3 separate regions of the Homo sapiens genome follow, and all the other regions are linked to region 1. Evidence: chromatin contacts called from ENCODE Hi-C or POLR2A ChIA-PET data. All regions are on one chromosome and are shown on one strand. The core of a region is the stretch at or near the end of the contact, and the rest is flanking DNA. Distances in the headings are between cores, read along the strand shown.

Region 1 (4,911 bases), core at 686-3,185:
AGACAAGCACCTCGGGAGACTGGCGAGGGGCGAGCTCGCAGCTTGTTAGCCCCGAAGCCCTGCCCAGGGGGAAACCCTGCTGGAGGGAGTCTAACCCCCGGGCCAGTTAATGTTGGGGCAGCGCAATCGGCCGTTCCCTCTGCGGTATGGTTGGAGGTGGGAGTGCTGACACGTCCGCGCGCAGTTACTCCTGGCTGAGCATACAGTCGAGGTGGCAGTGGGAATTGGAAGTGCAAGTGTCACGCTGCCAATCACGGGGCAAGGCACTGCCCCCCTCTTGTGTCTTTCCTGTCCCTGTACACTTCCAGGCTTCCAGGCGAGGCAGAGTGAGCTGTGCCAGCAATCGTGGTGGAGTGGGACAAGAGAGAAAAGGGAGCTGTTCACAGGCACCGAAGCCTGGCTGGCTCTTTTTTTTTTTGAGACGCCGTCTCGCTCTGTCTCCCAGGCTGGAGTGCAGTGGCGCGATATAGGCTCCCTGCAATCTCCGCCTCCCGGGGTTCAAGCGATTCCCCTGCCTCAGCCTGCCGAGTAGCTGGAATTACAGGCGCCCGCCACCACGCTCAGCTAATTTTTGTATTTTTAGTAGAGACGGGGTTTCACCATGTTGGTCATGCTGATCTCGAACTCCTGACCCCAGGTGATCCGCCCTCCTCGGCCTCCCAAAGTGCTGGGTTTTCAGGCGTGAGCCACCGTGCCCTGCCTGGCTGGCTCTTTTATTTTATTTTTATTTATTTATTAGAGACAGGGCCTCACTGTGTCGCCCAGGCTGCAGTGCAGTGGTGTGATCATAGCTCACTGCAGCCTCGACCTCCTGGGCTCAAGCGATCCTACTACCACCTGGACCTCTCAAAGCCCTGGGATTACGGGCATGAGCCACCGTGCCTGGCCTTGGCTTGCTCTTACGGGCCTCCCAGCCAATCAGGTGTGGCGGCAGCCTACACACCCCCTACACACCTCACAGATGGTAAAGGGTTGAGAGAAAGGTGACAGGGTTTGCAAATGGGAGCTACTTAGGGTGGCAAAATAGAAGCAAGAAAGGCAGGTCAGGCACGGTGTCTCACGGCTGTAGTTCCAGAATTTTGGGAGGCCCAGGTGGAAGGATTGCTTGAGCCCAGGAGTTCGAGGCTGCAGTGAGCTATGATTGCACCATTGCACCCCAGCACCGGCAACAGAGGGAGACCCCGTTCATAAAATAAAAATGAAATAATAATTTTTTAAAAAGCCGGGCGTGGTGGCTCACGCCTGTAATCCCAGCACTTTGGGAGGCCGAGGCGAGTGGATCACGAGGTCAGGAGATCGAGACCATCCTGGCTAACATGGTGAAACCCCATCTCTACTAAATGTACAAAAAATTAGCCGGGCGTGATGGCGGGCGCCTGTAGTCCCAGCTACTTGGGAGGCTAAGGCAGGAGAATGGTGTGAGCCCGGGAGTCGGAGCTTGCAGTGAGCAGAGATCGCGCCACTGCACTCCAGCCTGGGCGACAGAGCGAGACTCTGTCTCAAAAAAAAAAAAAAAAAAAAGGACAGTAGTACTCCTGAGCACTTGCTGAGGGAGCCTCCAGGGCTGTTCAGGTGAAGGAGAATCAGGGTCCAGTCTCTTCGTGGAGAGAGTGGGAAAAGGCAGACTCCACAGCAGATCAACGCTGGGGCCCGGCTGGAAATCAATGAAATCTCAGCCTAAGAGGCCTGAAGCCTATGGACCAATGAGACTCAAGGCTCTGCCCCTTCACAGCCAATCAGCTGCGGGTCCGAGGCAGACGCGCGGGAGTGGCGCTGTCCTAGGTGCCTCCCAGGCTGCCCAGCGTGCTCAGCTGGCCTGAGCGGGAGAATGCGGCCCGCGCTGCAGCCAATCAGCGTCCGCCTCAGGATCCAGGGGTGACCACGTGCGGGAGCGTTGCGTCCCTGGCCTCGCTCCATTCCCCACTTTTAACGGTCACTCGGCCTTAAGCCGTCCTGGGTGTATGTGAGGCTGAAAGGGAAGGAGGAACAGGGTCTGGGCCGGTGAGTGCCATAGTTTTTCTTACTTTACTTTCTTGGGCTTGGGCCCGGCCCAGGCAAATCTGGGGTATGGGGGCTTGACTGGACCTCGTTGATGATTGGGAAGTGCGGGTTGAGGGCTTTAGCCCTTGGGGCTTTCCTCTGCCTTTGAGAGGCTGGAAATGCAGCCTCCTGGCCACCTTTAGGCCTAGGTTTGGCAGAGGCTAAGCCAGCTTGCTCTCTGAGTTGGTCCACGGCCCCCGAGGCCAGCCTGAGTAGGAAGGGTGTTGTGGGGAAGTTGGAGGTCCTTAACTCTGCATGAGGTATGGCCTCCGGACAATGAGAGCTTATCAAGGGTCTCTGGACTGAGCCTGGATCCGGTGACTGAAAGGAGAGGCCTGTGGATCTCCAAAGGTTATGCAGGGGCTGGGCGCGGTGGCTCACGCCTGTAATCCCAGCACTTTGGGAGGCTGAGGCAGGTGGATCATTTGAGGTCAGGAGTTTGAGACCAGCCTGGCCAACATGGAGAAACCCTGTCTCTACGGGGTTTCTAAAAAAAATTACCTGGGCGTGGTGGCACACGTCCGTAATCCCAGCTACTCAGAAAGCTGAGGCAGGAGAATCGCTTGAACTCATTGAACTCAGGAGATGAACGTTGCAGTGAGCTGAGATCACGCCATTGCACTCCAGCCTGGGCGACAGAATGAGACCCTGTCTCAAGAAAAAAAATGAAAAGAAAAAAAAAGTTATGTAGGAAGTCACTGGCCAAGAGATGAAACTAGTGTGCACATGAAGGTTTCCTGGGGTCTTTGGAGCCAGCCTGGGCTGGGAGTGAATGTTCTGGACTCCAGGTTGAGATGTTCTTGGCAGATTTCCCAGTATGGAGTCCAGGTTGGATGATGTGGCCAAGAGGTTAGGCCAGTAATCCTCTGGAGATTCTAGGGAGAAGGATTCTGAATCCCAGCCGAGCTGTTTGCGCTGGATGAAGTATTATTGCCTTGTGGTGGCTCTGTACAGAACTGGGATTGGGTGGCCAGGCGTGGTGGCTCACACCTGTAATCCCAGCACTTTGGGAGGCTGAGGTGGGTGGATCACCAGGTCAGGAGCTCGAGACCAGCCTGACCAACATGGTGAAACCCTGTCTCTACTAAAAATACAAAAATTAGCCAGGTGTGGTGGCAGGTGCCTGTAATCCCAGCTACTCAGGAGTCTGAGGCAGGAGAATCCCTTGAACCCACGAGGCGGAGGTTGCAGTGAGCAGAGATCGCACCACTGCACTCCAGCCTGGGCAACAGAGCAATGCTCTGTCTCAAAAAAAAAAAATTAATTAAAAAAAAAAAAAAGCAGGGCCAGGCGTGGGGGCTCACATCTATAATCCCAGCACTTTGAGAGGCCAAGGCGGGCGGATTACCTGAGGTCAGAAGTTTGAGACCAGCATGACCAACATGGAGAAACCCCATCTCTACTAAAAATACAAAATTAGCTGGGCGTGGTGGCACATGCCTGTAATCCCAGCTACTAGGGAGGCTGAGGCAGGAGAATCGCTTGTACCTGGGAGGCGGAGGTTGCGGTGAGCCGAGATCGTGCCATTGCACTCCAGCCTGGGCAACAAGAGCGAAACTCCATCTCAAAAAAAAAAAAAAAACTGGAATTGGGTCATGTCTGGAGCTTTTCATTCTCCCTGTCCCACTCTTTCCCATGCCTGTTCTGATAATTCCTAGAAGATGAAGATATCAGGCTGTAGGTGCGGGGCAGGTGCATGGGGAGGATGAACATCGTAGTGGAGCACAGGAAGAGGTGTGTGAGATATTCTCCTCTTTAGGAAATCACCCAGGTTTTTGGCAGGGCGTGGTGGCTCACACCTGTAATCCTAGCACTTTGGGAGGCCGAGGCAGGTGGATCACCTGAGGTCAGGAGTTCAAGACCAGCCTGGCCAACGTGGTGAAACCCCATCTCTACTAAAAATGCAAAAAATTAGCCGGGCATGGTAGATGCCTGTAATCCCAGCTACTTAGGAGCCTGAGGTAGGAGAATCACTTGAACCCAGGAGGCAGAGGTTGCAGTGAGCCGAGATCGCGCCACTGCACTCCAGCCTGGGCAACAAGGGCAAAACTCTGTCTCAAAAATAAATAAGTAAATAACATAAAGGAAATCACCCAGGTTGTCTTTACTGATGATCTTTTTTATACTCATGGGGCAGGGTGTTGATACCTAGTTTCATTCAGCTGTTCAGTGGTATTTATGCTTTCGGAGTGCCTTCAGTACACCCAGAGTTCTTTAACCAGGGGTGAGGGTGCAAGGAGTGGCTTATGAGTGGACTTCAAGGAAGTCTAACCCCGAAACCAGTTAATATTGGGGCAGCTCAATTGGCCATTCCCTCTATGGTGTGGTGGGGGCCCGGGGTGCTGGCACATGAAGTGTGCAGTTAATCCCAGCTCGGCAGACAGCCACCAAGCATGATGGCACATGCCTGTAATCCCAGCTACTCAGGAGGCTGAGATAGGGGGATGACTTGAGCCCAGGATGTCAAGACTGCAGTGAGCCATGATTGTGCCACTGCACTCCAGGCTGGGTGACAGAGCAAGACTGTGTCTCTAAAAAAAAAAAAAAAAAAAAAGAACAATTAATGGTATGCATGTATATTATGAGGAGGGGAGGGTAAAGAATAAGCTAGACGATAGTTAACCTCTCCAGCCATGAGGCTCAGAGTAATCTGTCAATCTCTTGTCATGCATTCATATGCCAAGTGGTATAAGTGTCTACCATTTTCTTTTTTTTTTTTTTTTTCGAGATGGAGTCTTAGCTCTGTTACCAGGCTGGAGTGCAGTGGTGTGATCTTGGCTCACTGCAACCTCCGCCTCCCGGGTTTAAGCAATTCTCCTGCCTCAGCCTCCCAAGTAGCTGGGATTACAGGCACGTGCCACCACGCCCAGC
Region 2 (4,911 bases), core at 2,376-4,875, 460 kb before region 1:
GAACCTGGGAGGCGGAGCTTGCAGTGAGCTGAGATTGGGCCACTGCACTCCAGCCTGGGTGACAGAGCAAGACTCAGTCTCAAAAAAAAAAAAAAAAAAAAAAAAAGATTGATAAAATAAATTAACAAGTATCTAAATAAATGGCATAAATGGCAAGATGTGTTCATGGATAGAAAGACTTAACATTAAAAATGTCAATACTACCCAAAACAATCTACAGATTCAACACAATGCTGATCAAAATTCCAACGTCTTTTCCCAAAGAAATGGAAGCAGATCCTCAAATTCATATGGAGTTTTAAGGGGCCCCCAATAACCAAAACAATACTGAAAGAGAAGAATAAAGTTAGAGGACTCACACTTTCCATCTGTGAACTTACTACAGAGCTATAGTAATTAAAACATATGGTACTTGCATAAGGATAGGCGTATAGATCAATGAAATAGAATACAGAACCGAGAAACAAACCCTCACATATATGATTAATTGATTTTTGACAAGGAAGCCAAGACCACTTAATGGGAAAAGGACAGTGTTTTCAACAAATGGTAGAGGGAAAACTGAATATCCATATGCAAAAAAATGAAGTTGGACCCTTCTACCACATACTAAAATTAAAATGGCCCAGGCCGGGTGCAGTGGCTCACACCTATGTGAGCACTTTGGGAAGCCAAGGCAGGTAGATTACTTGAGGTCAGGAGTTCGAGACCAGCCTGGCCAACATGGTGAAACCCCATCTCTTCTAAAAATACAAAAATTAACCCAGTGTGGTGGCATGCACCTGTAATCCCAAATACTCGGGAGGCTGAGGCATGAGAATCGGTTGAACCCGGCAGGTGGAGGTTGCAGTAAGCGGAGATCACACCACTGCACTCCAACCTGGGCGACAAAGTGAGACTCAGTCTCAAAAAATAAAATGAAATAAAATAAAGTGGCTCAAAGACTCAATTTAAGAGTTAAAACTATAAAACTCTTAGAAGAAAATATTGTTGAAAATCTTCATCACATTGGACTTGGCAACAACTGCATAAATAGGATACCAAAAGTACAAGGAAGAAAAAATAGTAGGTAAATTGAACTTCATCAAATTAAGAACTTTTGTGCACCAAAGGACACTATCAAGAAAGTGAAAAAACCTGGAGAATGGAAGAAAATATTTGCAGATCATATATCTAACAAGGGATTAATATTCAAAATATATATAGAACTCCTACAACTTGACAACAAAAAAACAAACAACCCAATTCAAAAATGGGCAAAGTACTTGAATAGACACTTCTCCAAAGAAGATATACTAATGGACAATAAATTCGTGGAAATATGCTCAACATCGTTAGTCATTGGGGAAATGCAGATTACAACCACAATGAGATGCCACTTCACACTAACCAGGATGGCCATAATCAAGAAAATGGATAATAAGTTTTGGTGGGGATGTGGAGAAATTGGAATCCTCCGTGCATTGCTGGTGGGAATGTACAATAGTGCAGTCATTGGGGAAAACAGTTTGGCAGTTCCTCAAAAGGTTAAAAATAGAACTACCAAGTCACCCAGCAATTCCATTCTTAGGCATATATTCAAAAGAAATGAAAGCAGATATTTGTACACCAGTGTTCACAGCTGCACTATTTACAATAGTCAAAAGGTAGAAACAACCTAGGTCCATCCACAAATGAATGGATAAATAAAACGTAGCATATACATACAATGGTACACTAGTCCGCTGTAAAAAGAAATTTTGATCTTACTGCATGCTACATGGCTTCGACATACTACAACATGGATGGACCTTGAAAACATTATTCTTTGTGAAATAAACTAGACACAGGACAAATGTTAGACGATTCCACTTATATGAGGCACCTAGAATGGGCAATTTGGTAAGCAAAGTAGAATAGAAATTACTAGGGGCACAGGTAGCAGGGAATGGGGAGTTACTGTTTAATGGTCACAGAGTTTATGTTGGGGATGATGAAACAGTTTCGGGGATAAAGAGTGGTGATTGGTACACGACATTGTGAATATACTTAATGCCACTGAATTTTACACTTGAAGTGGTTAAAGCGATAAATATTATAGTTTGCATATTTTATCATAAAAATATTTTTTTAAACGATGAAGGGACGTGAACGGGTTGAAATTTTATAAAAAGTGGCCAGGGAAGGTGTCACTGCAATGGTGTCCTACAGGAGGAGGAAGATCATGTGGACATCTGCGGGAAGGGTGTTCTGGCAGAGGGAGTAGCACGGGCGATGGCTCTGAGGACTGTGAGAAGTATAGTTGGAAACAGCGAGGAGGCCAGGGTGTCCGAAGCTGAGTAAGCCAGAGAGAGTGGGAGGAGGTGAGATAAGAGGGGGAAGGTCAGTTTCTGCTGAGAGTGAGGAGGAGCCACAGGAGGGCTGTGAGCAGGTGGACGTGATCTGGCTTGAGTTTTAACAGGGCCAGTAGAACAAAGCACGCCTGGGTACCGAAACCAGCCACTGGCCAGTTGGCAACCTGGGGGAGTCTAACGCGAGGAAGCGCCCAGGGTTCCCCCAGGATGCGCTTTCCCTCGCCGCCACCTGGAGACAGCAGAGTCACGCCCAGCGCTGCGCAGGCTGATCGCCGCGCCGCGCCCCCGCCCTCGGTCGCAGGTGGCTCGTTCCGGGAATTCCTAAGCGGAAACCGGTCCCAAGCCCCGCGCCTTCGCTCGGCCCCTTTAAGAGCCAGAATTTCCGGAGGGCTGACCCGGGGGCTAGGGATGCCCAGGGGCCGAACCACAAGTTGGGAACGGGTGGGGGAGGTGGCGAAAACTTCCGAAGTGGAATTCCAACTTTTCCTGGCCCTGATTCCCCTTGGGCATCCCTGAGGGGGCAGAGCTTCCCTTCCGGGGACTTTAGAGGGTTCCTCAGGTCATCTAACTGGGAGACACAGGAGGCCCGAAGCGCCCCCCCTCCACCCGGTCCGGAGGAACCCCAGTGGAAGTGGAGAAGTCAGGCGCCACCAACAAGCCTCTCCCAGCCAGGACTTTGCTTAGACTCGCTCCTCCCGGCAGGGCGCACCTAGGCGGGTCCATCGCCAGCCGGGGAGAGGGGTTTGGGCAGGGAGGGAACAGGTGCGCGGCGGGACCCGCCCTATCTCAACAGGTGAATCGCTCCAAGTGGGTCTCGGTTGCATGGATCTCGGTGCGCTTGGTTTGGCCGGAGCAGATGGGGGCCGGAAGGGACCTGTGGTCCGCAGGCGCCCTCCCAGCGGGCCAGTCACTTGGTTCGGGCCCTGGGGGACGGAGCGCACCTGGGTCAGCCCACTTCCGGGGAGGGAGGCAGAGGAACCCCTCCCCGCCGCTCACCCCTAAGCCCAGCCCTCGGCTCCCACCCTTGTGTACCTGGGCCGAACCATTCACCGGAGCGCGCAGCGGGTGGAGTGTGGCTCGGAGGACCGCGGCGGGTCAAGCACCTTTCTCCCCCATATCTGAAAGCATGCCCTTTGTCCACGTCGTTTACGCTCATTAAAACTTCCAGAATGCAACAGGACGGACTTGGAGTAGGGACAAGGAACGGAAGTGGGAAGGGGAGGAGCGTGCACCCCTCCTGGCCTTGGTGCGCGCCGCGCCCCCTAAGGTACTTTGGAAGGGACGCGCGGGCCAGACGCGCCCAGACGGCCGCGATGGCGCTGTTGGCCGGCGGGCTCTCCAGAGGGCTGGGCTCCCACCCGGCCGCCGCAGGCCGGGACGCGGTCGTCTTCGTGTGGCTTCTGCTTAGCACCTGGTGCACAGGTACGGGGCACGGGGCCTCTGACGCTGCGGAACGCCGGAGGGAACTGTAGAGGGGGATGGATGGAGTTGGAGGCGGCGGGAAGCGGGAAGCGGGGGTCTCAGAGGCTGGGACCTTCCGATCCCCTGGGTCTTGGGCGATCTGTTGCGCGCGGGAGTGAGAGGAATTCCCCATTTGTGCCGGGGAGCGCTCCCCGCGCCCTTATCTGGAAGATAGCAGGAAGTGAAACTCCCTGGACGGTGAGACCCGGAGCGGCAGGGAGAATGGAACTCTTTGTGGGGAGGGAGTGGAAGACCGCCCGATCTCTGGGAAAAGAAAAGCCGGGATGGGACTTGGGCGCACCCGGGGATTTCTAAGTTTTGGAGTAACGGGGAGAGGGCACGGGAGGGCTGGATCAGACGCTTCCTAGAGGGACAGAGACGAAGGAACAATGCCTAGGCCTCGGGTGGGTGTGGGACTGGGGACTCCCCATCCCCCGCACCCCACCCACCTCCCGCGGGCTCCGGATTATACGTGCGTAAGAGTCTGGTGGGATGGATTTACGGACTTGAAACCGACTTCTGCTGGCAGGCTTTCACCTGGATGGGATATTTGGGTGGTGATGAGGTCTTTCCCGAGACACTTTTGGTTCAGTCATTTGAAATGACTTTAGAGTAGGGTGAGGTGGTGGGAGGCTGATGGAGATATTGTGGGGGCTTTAGTCCCTCCATGGCAAAGCAGTTCAGGCAAACAACTCCATGGTTTTCCCTCCAAATTCAAAAGGCCCCGGGTAACCTGGAATCCTTCGTAGTCGGTTTTGAAGTGGGGCCTTGGGCGCTGGGGGCATCAACATGGCCATCTGGGCTTGCCTGCCCAGGCCACACAGAGGCCCCTTGTTGTGGGTGAATGGCAAAGGGAAGAGGGGACTGGTGTGGTTCAGAGGCCACAGGCTGGGAAGAGGGATGGCGGGCGAGTCCAAGGAAACTGGCCGTGTCACCGTGCACCTGCCACTTCAGCCCCACGGGTCTATAAAATGGGCATGATTATCGTGGCTACCTCACTGGTCCTGGCAATTAAGGAACAATGTGTGCCAGGCACTCTGTAAACCACATACTTGCGAGTGTCAAGCTGGTGACAGGTGGCGTTCCTGTTGAAGCACCTCCCTGAGCTCACAGCAAC
Region 3 (4,911 bases), core at 762-3,261, 310 kb after region 1:
GACAGTTTGAGTTCTGCAACCGACTTGTTCCTATTGCCTGGGGGAGGGAGTATGCAAAGCTGGGCTATCTCAGCACAGCAAAGAAAGTACTTTGAAAATCTTCCACTGCCAAGATCCTAATGATCTAGAATGGGCTATCTCAGTCCAACAAGTCTAGCTCTAGTTGATAATCTACTCATTCCCTTCATGGTTATGGAGCTGTACTGGGCTATTTCAGCCCAGGAATTCTATAATATGTAGATTTTTCAATGCCAAGAACGCAAAGGTCTGGAATGGGCTATCTCAGCAAAAAAGTCTGTGTTCTGTAGCTAATTTTTTCCTGGACTCAAGATCAGTGGGTTACTCCAACACAGGGAAGATCTGTGCTCTGTAACTTAGGCACTGGGGCTGCAAAGGGCAGGAACTCTGAGCTTTGAAAATTCTTCTTTCCCCAAACCTTAAGAACAGAATGCAGACTGGGCCATCTCAGCGTAGATGGTCTGTATTTGGTAACCTTATTGTGCTCTGGGTCTATGCTGGGCTATTTTAGCACAGGAAAGAGTTTACTGGGCTATCTCAGCACAGAAATCTGAATACAAAATTCTTTACTCCCCAGTCTCAATGATCTGAACTGGGCTATCTCAGCCTATGTTTATAACCCCCTATTCTCTAAGCTAGCAGGATTGGGCTATCTCAGTAGAGGGAGTATGAGCTCTGTAACTTCCTTGTTCCTTCTGTCGGGGTCTTCACTGCAGCCTTGGGGGCTCTCATACAGAGGATGGACATTGGGGAGGAATATGGGAAGAGTGGGAAAACAGACCAGTAGGGCACTGAGGTCACCTGTCGAAGCAAATACTCCTCCTCTTCTTTGGAGATGAAGTCAGGGACATAGTAGATTACAGGTGGTGCCTAGGATAGAAAGACCCCCTGAAGGTGTGGCCCTTCAACCCACACAGAGGACATATCATCACAGAGCAACCCCTATGCCTGGAGACAGGCTCAGGATGTCCTCAGACAGGTCAGGGTCTAAAGTCAAGGGACCAGTGCCATTCCAGAATGGACTCTGACAGTAAGAATGAATTTGGTGGAAGGGGGCAGTCCCAACCCAAGAACTCAGGAATCAGCCTGCCTCCTTCACCCTCTGCACCCTGAGTTCTGACAACCTGCTCCACTCTGAACGGTTCCAGGGCTGGGACTCTGGCGTCCTGCTCCTCCATCAACACCAACTCCTTGCACCCAATCCTGTAGGGAGGGGAGGACATACTGAAGTCACTAGGCCTCCCGCCCTAACACCATGATGCAGCATTCCACCCCATCACAGGCCAGGCCTCACCTCAGCCCTCTTCTGAAACGCACTTGGTCTCTAAAATCTGAGTCTTCAGCATCTTACAAGCCACACAGAGAGCCCCTACGTTCCATGCCCGGACACAATGAGCCCCAAGAATAATCCCCCATTACTCTGTCCACTAAGGGCCCATCCAACTACACATATGCCTTCTCAATCCTCCCACAGAGAACATTCTCTGGCCCCACACACAGGGAGCCTTTCTCAAAAGCTCTACACATAGCCCCCAGGGCTGCACTCCAGAGCCCCTTTAAACACCTTGAGACCCCGCTTCAGACCTGCAACTGTGAGCCCGGCTATCAACACTCAGCGACCCCCGCCCCCCACCGAATCCCATTCTGTGCACTCCTGTGACCCCAATCTGAGCCTCCTCAGACATGTCCACCCTCAGCCTCCTCGGATCCCCCCATTTGGACGCCCCTCGGATTTCCCCTCCTGAGCGCCCCTTCACTCCAGCACCCTGAGATCTTTAGCTCTGAGGCTGACTCCCAAATCTTCTTCCCTCCCTGAACCATTCAGATCCCCGACTCCGAGCCTTTTAGGACTCCAAGCTCTGAGCCTCCTCGGACTCCTACTCTGGGCTCCCCCGGATCCCCACTTTCAGCCCTATTGACATCCATCTCTACCCCCAGCACTCCCCAAAACTGACCGTCCACCAGCGTCCCCTCCAATTTCCAAATTCAACATCCCCATCCCCCTCCCAGCCATTTCCGCCCCACATTACAGACGCAGAGTCCGCAGGCCAATGGGAGCTCCCAGAGGCTTCAAGGGCCCGCCTTCCACCCAATCGGCGCTCTCACTCAGTATTCGCCCGCCCCCTTCATGCTCGCCTAAGGATAGGCCGCGCCTCCTGGCCTCTGAGCCATTGGCAGGAGGGCGTGGGCGGGGCATCGTCGTCTGGCACTGGCCACTCAGAACTTAGGAACTGAACCTGGCCATTGGCGGAGTGGACCCCGATGGGTGGGACGGGGGCGGCAGCCGTGACAGCCGCGGGAAGACATGAGAGGCTGCTAGAAGGACTTCCCGCGGCCAGCGCCATCACCTGCCCACGCCGCAGGGAGGTGAGACTGAAGGAAGCACTTCCTTTCCCGTCTTCTCCCAGCAAGGGAAACCCCCAATGACCCGACACAGAGAGGCCATAGAAACGTCTTTATTGAAGAGGACAGGAGTCATGCTGAGTTTGGGGACATGCAGTGAAGGGGCAGTCGTGAGCTGTCCTTGGTGGTCGGGGCCCCAGGTCCGCCCTGGACCCCCTGGGCCTTCAGGTTCTCCCTCGAGCTGTTGGTCTGGCCCAGGTGCTGTGGGGTCCTTTGAGGCCAGTGACTAGAACGTAGATTGAAATCGGGGTTCCAGGATTTGAGATCCCCTCAGGGCCTTGGGGCCTTCCATTTATTAGAGATGGAGGCTTTAGGATTTGGGGTTCCCTTAGGGCTGGGGCTCTTGGAATTTGGTGTCTTGAAACCCATGGACTCGGGGCATTGAAATTCTCCAGTTTCCAGGGATGGGAATTCCTGTGTGGGGTTTCCTGGTGCCTGTGAATAGGGCTTGAGGTGTCTGGGAGCCTGGAATGCATATCCTGACTGCAGTCTCCTCCATACCAGGCACAAGGACCTCATGATTGGGTTTCCTGGGGACTTGGGATTGGATTTTCAAATTTGGGATTCCCTGGGGATTTGGGATTCCATGATTTGGGGGTCCTAGGAGTTACGGCATTGGGGTCTTCTAGGGGCTGTAGGACTTGAGGGCACAGGGGAGTTTGGGACGTGTGTACTCTAGGGTTTGGGATCCCCAGAGTCCTAGAATGGGGCCTCCAAATTTTGGGGTCCCCCAAAGGGGGAAGTCGTTACTTAAAAAATAGAGAATTTTCTGGGAGTCTGGCCAGCACAGGAGCTGTGGGCCATGTGGGGTGGGCTTCATACAAGGCACTGGGGGTTTCTTGAGGGTGCAGAGGGTAGGAAGACTTGGGGGGTCCTGTAATTAGCACTTCCAGGACTGTTTTGGTGTCTGTAAATTAGGGGTGACAGTGGGCTGGTTATGGTGGGTTTCTTCTTGAGGGATAAGAACAAGGGTCTTTGTTAATGAAGGAAGTCTCTGATTGAGGGGTTGGAATCTAAGGGCTTCAGGGTGACCATGGGGTCACGACATCTTGAGAGGACTGATGTTAAATGGGGAACAATGACATGAATGTCTGTTACTCTTTTGCTTTGGGGGTGTGACCTATGTTTATTTCAAGAGGACTTAAGGGGCAGTGTTTGTTAATGGGGAGGTTTCTGATCCAGGGTTGGGTGATTCAAGAATGTTCTGTTGTAATGCATTATGTGGAGAGGGTCACCATCATTTGGGGTGATATGGAAATCTGTTAATCTGGGAATCTGCTCTGAGGGGTTGGGGATAGGGACTAGCCTGAAGGTGCTACTCAGGGAATCTCTTTCTGGGTGACATGGGGTCTGTATTTGGGGGTTATTATGGGAGTATCTGTTAATAATGGGGCCTCAATGATCGAGGGCTGGCTAACAGGGGTCTCTACTCTGGATGTGTTACTGGGAATCTCTATCTCAGGGTGACTCAGGGCTCCTCGGGTGTCAGGAGATGCTAGTGGGGACTCTGTCTCTTTGTCAGGTGTCCAGGGCCTCTAAGACTGCATCTCCGCCCTCAGCATCCAGGGGAACCAGCAGCAGAACAGCAACCTGGAAAGGAGGATGACAGGGTCACGCCCTTAGGCAGGCAGCGGGGACATCTGCACCCATCACCCCCAGCCTTTCCCCCAGTGTTTGCTATCAGGCCTTTCTGGATTCTGCCTCTACCTCTCTGGCTGTGGTTTGTTTGTTTGTTTGTTTTCTGAGATGGAGTCTCACTCTGTCACCCAGGCTGGAGTGCCATGGCACGATCTCGGCTCACTGCAACCTCTGCCTCCCAGGTTCAAGCAATTCTCCTGTCTCAGCCTCCCGAGTAGCTGGGACTACAGGTGTATGCCATTGTGTCCGGCTAACTTTTGTGTTTTTGGTAGAGACGGGGTTTCACCATGTTGGCCAGGCTGGTCTTGAACTCCTGACCTCAGGTGATCCGCCTGCCTTGGCCTCCCAAAGTGCTGGGATTAAAGGCATGAGCCACCCCGCCCGGTCTCTAGCTGTTGTTCTGAGGCTCGTATGGAGTGAAGGGTGTTCTGCTTCCTTTACCGGCCCACCCGAAAGTGGAATTCACTAGAATTCAGTGCGGGGCCCTACACCCTAAAGACTGTTTCTGGGTATGCTTACAAGTCACAAGTTTTCCTAACCTCTCTTTCCAGCCCTGACCAGAGCTCCAGACCTCTGGGTCCAACTGCCTTATGGATCCCTCTCCCTGAATGTCACATAGGAGAGGGGACAGGGGTTGGCCACACACCTGGAAATGGAGTTCTCTGATGCAATGTCCTTTGGGGTCCGGACTGTGGTGAAGGTGCGTTTGGGCTGCGTCACTGAAGAGGAGGGCAGGATGTCAAGTGAGGGGATGACAGACCACCTGTGTCCTCAATACCCATCCAGACCCCTTCTCATTAATACCTCCCCATGTCTCCAGTCCCCACCTGGATCCTACATTCCCAATACCCA

The links. A loop is a pair of places that touch in the nucleus more often than their neighbours do. ChIA-PET counts read pairs that join two places held with the same protein, here RNA polymerase II (POLR2A). Pooled maps may share reads with other maps.
Region 2: a pooled map shows a loop between it and region 1 (4-fold over the local background). The contact joins the promoter of LSR here to the promoter of ZBTB32 in region 1. A Hi-C loop is called at or near these places in 1 of 168 maps with a recorded cell type or tissue (PC-9), 5 of 37 single-sample maps with no recorded cell type and 8 of 50 pooled maps. POLR2A ChIA-PET finds 5 or more read pairs at or near these places in 1 of 52 experiments (WTC11).
Region 3: a loop to region 1 is called in a pooled map, with 6 times the contacts of the local background. The contact joins the promoter of ALKBH6 here to the promoter of ZBTB32 in region 1. A Hi-C loop is called at or near these places in 1 of 168 maps with a recorded cell type or tissue (naive thymus-derived CD4-positive, alpha-beta T cell), 3 of 37 single-sample maps with no recorded cell type and 12 of 50 pooled maps. POLR2A ChIA-PET finds 5 or more read pairs at or near these places in 2 of 52 experiments (CD4-positive, alpha-beta T cell and HEK293).

Annotation. Positions count from the first base shown.
Region 1 is chr19:35,702,623-35,707,533 of GRCh38, forward strand. ZBTB32 (zinc finger and BTB domain containing 32) reads left to right here and starts at 1,936. Exons shown (of 7, transcript NM_014383.3): 1 at 1,936-2,001.
Region 2 is chr19:35,245,377-35,250,287 of GRCh38, forward strand. LSR (lipolysis stimulated lipoprotein receptor) reads left to right here and starts at 3,626. Exons shown (of 10, transcript NM_205834.4): 1 at 3,626-3,755. The coding sequence starts at 3,647. RefSeq lists enhancers at 2,210-2,379, 2,513-3,315, 3,316-4,117 and silencers at 3,230-3,309, 3,720-3,789.
Region 3 is chr19:36,012,202-36,017,112 of GRCh38, forward strand. ALKBH6 (alkB homolog 6) reads right to left here and starts at 2,012. Exons shown (of 7, transcript NM_032878.5): 1 at 1,974-2,012; 2 at 1,143-1,221; 3 at 820-888. The coding sequence starts at 1,196. It overlaps CLIP3 (CAP-Gly domain containing linker protein 3), which reads right to left. Exons shown (of 14, transcript NM_015526.3): 13 at 4,706-4,778; 14 at 2,459-4,011. The coding sequence ends at 3,957. It overlaps LOC101927572 (a long non-coding RNA gene), which reads left to right and starts at 2,301. Exons shown (of 4, transcript NR_170988.1): 1 at 2,301-2,385; 2 at 4,611-4,759. RefSeq lists an enhancer at 2,402-2,501.